Linked DNA regions of Homo sapiens: region 2 is linked to region 1. Evidence: read pairs that join two places in POLR2A ChIA-PET (ENCODE). Cell type or tissue: A673. All regions are shown on one strand.

Region 1 (2,500 bases):
AATGGGACTCAGAAAGATGGATAAAGGGGCTGGGCACAGTGGCTCCTGCCTGTAATCCCAGCTACTCAGAAGGCAGGAGGATCACTTGAAGCCAGGAGTTCGAGACCAGCCTGAGCAACATAGCAAGACCCTTTTTTTTTTTTTTCCTGAGACGGAGTCTTGCTCTGTCACCCAGGCTGGAGTGCAGTGGCGTGATCTCGGCTCACTGCAACCTCCACCTCCTGAGTTCAAGGAATTCTCCTGCCCCAGCCTCTTGAGTAGCCAGGATTACAGGTGCCCGCCACCACACCCAGCTAATTTTTGTATTTTTAGTAGAGACTGGGTTTCACCGTGTTGGCCAAGCCGATCTCAAACTCCTGACCTCGTGATCCTCCCACCTCAGCCTCCCAAAGTGCTGGGATTACAGGCGTGAGCCACCGCGCCCGGCAACCCTGTCTCTTTTTTAAAAAACTTTTTTTTTTTTTTTTTGAAAGAGTCTCACTCTGTCACCCAGGCTGGAGTGCAATGGCATGGTCTCAGGTCACTGCAACCTCTGCCTCCTGGGTTCAAGCAGTTCTCCCACCTCAGCCTCCCGAGTAGCTGGGACTACAGGCGTGTGTCACCATACCCGGCTAATTTTTGTATTTTTAGTAGAGATGGGATTTCACTATGTTGGCCACGCTGGTCTCGAACTCCTGACCTCGTGATCCGCCTGCCTCGGCCTCCCAAAGTGCTGGGATTACAAGTGTGAGCCACTGTGCCTGGCCTTTTCTTTTTCTTTTTTTTTTTTTTTTTTTGAGACAGAGTCTTCATCTGTCACCCAGGCTGGAATGCAGTGGTATGATCACAGCTCATTGCAGCCTCAACCTCCCAGGCTCAAGCTCAGGTGATCCTCCCACCTCAGCCTCCCAAGTAGCTGGGACTACAGGTATGCGCCATCATGCCTGGCTAATTTTTTTTATTTTTTATTTTATTTTATTTTATTTTTTGAAATGGAGTCTCGCTTTGTCACCCAGGCTGGAGTGCAGTGGCGCGATCTTGGCTCACTGCAAGCTCCACCTCCTGGGTTCACGCCATTCTCCTGCCTCAGCCTCCCGAGTAGCTGGGGCTACAGGCGCCTACCACCATGCCTGGCTACTTTTTATGTATTTTTAGCAGAGACAGGGTTTCACCGTGTTAGCCAGGATGATCTCGATCTCCTGACCTCGTGATCCTCCTGCCTCGCCCTCCCAAAGTGCTGGGATTACAGGTGTGAGCCACCGCGCCCAGCATATATTTTTTTACAGAGACAAGATTTCATCATGTTGCCCAGATTGGTCTTGAACTTTTGGGCTCAAGCAATCCACTCGCCTCGGCCTTGCAAAATGCTAAGATTACAGACATGAGCCACCATCCCCGGGCTAAAAATAGCTGGGTGCGGTGGAGTGCACCTGCAGTCCCAGCTATTTGGGAGCCTGAGATGGCGGATCATTGAGCCCAGGAGTTTGAGACTGCACTGAGCTGTTTGCACCACTGCCCTCCAGCCTGGGCAACAGAGTGAGACCCCCATCTCTAAAATTAATTAATTAAAGAAAGATAGATAAAAGAGGACAAGGAAGAGAGATAGTTACTTCCATAGACAGGGGAATAGTTGGAGTATATAGTGAGCAGATCAGGAATTCTAAGCCAGGACTCTAGAAAATGCAAATTGAAGGCCGGGCGCGGTGGCTCACGCCTGTAATCCTAGCACTTTGGGAGGCCAAGTCGCGCAGATCACAAGGTCAGGAGATCGAGACCATCCTGGCTAACATGGTGAAACCCCGTCTCTACTAAAAATACAAAAAAAATTAGCTGGGCATGGTGGCAGGCGCCTGTAGTCCCAGCTACTCTGGAGGCTGAGGCAGGAGAATGGCATGGACCCAGGAGGTGGAGCTAGCAGTGAGCCGAGATTGCGCCACTGCACTCCAGCCTGGGGGACAGAGTGACACTCCGTCTCAAAAAAAAAAAAAAAGAAAGAAAGAAAATGCCAATTGAGCCCTTTGCAAGCTTTTTCTTAGGTCTGGAAGACCCTTCCCATTTCTGGCCCCTCATTCCCTCGTTTTTGTGTTTGTTTGTTTGTTTGTTTGTTTGAGATGGAGTCTCATTCTGTTGCCCAGGCTGGAGTGCAGTGGCACAATCTCAGCTCACTGCAACCCCCGCCTCCCGGGTTCAAGCCATTCTCCTGCCTCAGCCTCCCGAGTATCTGGAACTACAGGCGAACACCACTAAACCTGGCTAATTTTTGTATTTTTAGTAGAGACGGGGTTTCACCATGTTGGCCAGGCTGGTCTCGAACTCCTGACCCCAAGTGATCTGCTCGCCTCAGCCTCCCAAAGTGCCAGGATTACAGGCGTGAGCCACTGCACCCACCCCTACCTGTTTCAAGACCCTGCTTGAACTGGAGCTAGATAGCCTGGGCTCAGATTCTTGCTCAGCCATTTATTAGCTGTTTGACCTAGTGGTTAATAGTTTTCTCATGTGTTAAATGGGGATAATAAGAGGA
Region 2 (2,500 bases), 340 kb before region 1:
GAAGCTGAAACAAGAGGTATGTTTTCCGGGGTGCATATAGGGGCACTGGGCAGCCTTCCCCAATCCCCTCCCTTGGCAGGTCTTCATTTCCCCATGTTGGGCATCCACAGGTTGGAGAACAGAGTCACCCTGAAATCCAGCAGCCTCCCCCAGGCCCTGAGTCCTATGTACCCCCATACCGCCCCAGCCTGGAGGAGGACAGCGCCAGCCTGTCTGGGGAGAGTCTGGATGGACATTTGCAGGGTGAGTGTGCCTCAGAACACTTTTCTCTTCATTGAGGGTGGGGGAGTAGGGGAGGGGGTTGGGGGAGGAGTGAGCCAGGAGGCAGTGCCTGAAACAGGGTTGGGAGACCTGGCTGGAGGGGGGGCAGAAGGGCCTGTGGGCTGGCTATGTGGTTGAGGGTGGGGGTTCCATTGGCTGCAGCCCCTTACCTGACCAGTGCCCATGCCCACAGCTGTGGGGTCATGTCCAAGGCTGACGCCGCCCCCTGCTGACCTGCCTCTGGCATTGCCAGCCCATGGGCTATGGAGCCGACACATCCTGCAGCAGACACTGATGGACGAGGGGCTGCGGCTCGCCCGCCTCGTCTCCCACGACCGCGTGGGCCGCCTCAGCCCCTGTGTGCCTGCGAAGCCACCTCTCGCAGGTGAGGCAGCCAGCAGTGCTGTCCCCAAGCACCCCGGCCACTCAGGCCCCACACAGCAATTCTGGTGTCCTGGGGCCAGGTGGGAGGAAGAGGGATATAGTCGTCAGAGAGGGCAGTAGGATGGCTGGGCTCCAGCCAGCCAGGCCTTGGGGTGCAGAGAGGCAGACCCTGCCGAGCTGCTCCCACCATGGAAAGTCTGGTCCTAGTGTAGATCTGTGAAAGGGGAACTGGGGAATGGGGGGACAGAGAAAAGAGGATGAAGGAGCAGGAAGGAGGAGCATCAATAAGGGAAGCTCAGATGGCACTTCCACCAACCCAGGAGTGGGGAGCAGGCTAGGAGTTGTGGGTATGGGGATGGGGATGCCCAGCTTGGAAGCAGAGGAGCCCAAAGCAGTGATGCTTTGTGTGTGGAAGGGGGAAGAGGGAGTGGGCAGGCGGAGGGCCGGGCAGCCGCTGGGCTGAGAGTGACGCAGCAGACAAAGCCACCAACCCTGGCTTGGTATTTTTAAACTGTGCGTGGGTGGGAAGTGGGGGCGGGGACTGGAAGGGGGGCTCTTCTTGAGGGAGGAGCTCGGAGGCTGGCTTCCTGTTCTCCCTCTGATTTGGCTACCAAAAAACTTGGGGGGCCATGGTAGAGTGGCCTGGGAGGGGCCTGGGAGGGGGCCAGGGATGAGTGGGGGTGGCAGAGCTTGGGAAGGGGGGAGGGGAGAGGTCAGAGCCAAACCACCCCCGCAGCTCCTGACAGAACCAGAAATTCCAGCGCAACCGAGGAGGCGGGAGAGAAAGAGAGAGAGACAGACAGAGACAGAGCTACGCACAGCCAGGGAGGGGAGGGGGCTCACACACATGGGAATGGAACCCCCCATACACATGCAGTGGGCAGGAGGCAGTAATTCAATAAACCTAAACTGAGCCCATCTTCACAGCTTTCTTTGCCCCTGCTTCTGTTCCCAACCACCTCTGTCTGCAGCCAGTCACCCTGCAGTCTCCTAACTGCCCCCTTTTCCCTGCAGAGTTCGAGGAAGGGCTGCTGGACAGATGTCCTGCCCCAGGACCCCATCCCGCGCTGGTGGAGGGTCGCAGGAGCAGCGTGAAAGTGGAGGCTGAGGCCAGCCGGCAGTGAGGGTTGGACTGGTGTCTTCAGACCCAGGACCTCAGACTTCTGGCTCACACAGACCCCCACGCTCTCCATCCCCGGAATCTAGTCACAACCCTGGATCCTTCCTCTGCCCTTCTCCTGCCTCCCCACCTGCTCCATGGGCATAAGACTGTGGGGCTTCAAGCAATAACAAGCAGAGGCCTGGAGAGAGGACACAAGGAGGGTGCGTGGTGCCCTCACCCCTGCCCAGAGCGAGGGGGCAAGGACTCTGCCTCCAGGGCATCTGGGGTTTTCCCCTCCCTCACACAACACACTCCCATTCTCTTTAGGTTTGCACCAGTGGTGTGAGCAGTTGGACTCAGTTTGGACAAGGGGGAAAGGGGGACTTCCCTGGGAAGGTCCAGCTAAAAGTGGCAACATTTGCCCCCAGAATTGGGGGCCTGGGAACACTGGACCTGCTCCTTCTCCCCTCTCCTTCCCCGTTTTTGTGCTTCTGGTTTGTTTCTTTAATTAATTTAACAAGTGCTGCAGTTTGCCCTCCCATTCCCATCTATCCCCCAAGTCCTTTGCAATTTCTTCCCTGCCCTACATAGGGGCGGTGGGTGTGGGATCCCTTCACTGGCCCCCTCGGGAGGCCTGGGTTGGACTCAGGGTCTCCTCCAGCTGGGGGCTGGACCGCAGCACCTATCTGAGCAGTTAGAGCGTCTTTCTTTTCAGATTGTGTACAGTAGATTATTTATTTTGTTATTTTGGAA

The links. ChIA-PET counts read pairs that join two places held together with the same protein. Peaks named below come from ENCODE experiments on the same cell type or tissue, not always from the same donor. Only the 100,000 strongest peaks of a DNase experiment are listed, where the experiment ranks them.
Region 2: POLR2A ChIA-PET joins it to region 1 with 10 read pairs; 3 of 35 experiments call an interaction of 5 or more read pairs at or near these places.

What each region holds. Positions count from the first base shown.
Region 1 is chr12:57,435,717-57,438,216 of GRCh38, forward strand. All of the region lies in intron 1 of INHBC (inhibin subunit beta C), which reads left to right. Among named protein-coding and RNA genes, the nearest start is that of INHBC, 2.2 kb to the left of the region's middle. In A673, no CTCF peak of the experiment used is centred here; no DNase peak of the experiment used is centred here.
Region 2 is chr12:57,092,953-57,095,452 of GRCh38, forward strand. NAB2 (NGFI-A binding protein 2) reads left to right here. Exons shown (of 7, transcript NM_005967.4): 4 at 1-16; 5 at 111-243; 6 at 455-646; 7 at 1,660-2,500. The coding sequence ends at 1,769. It overlaps STAT6 (signal transducer and activator of transcription 6), which reads right to left. Exons shown (of 22, transcript NM_003153.5): 22 at 2,456-2,500. Among named protein-coding and RNA genes, the nearest start is that of NAB2, 5.1 kb to the left of the region's middle. RefSeq lists silencers at 394-443, 1,284-1,353 and enhancers at 716-1,247, 994-1,288, 1,780-2,310. In A673, CTCF peaks have their summits at 511 (motif pointing left) and 711; DNase peaks (open chromatin) are centred at 489 and 1,149; H3K4me3 peaks cover 552 bases; H3K27ac peaks cover 2,385 bases.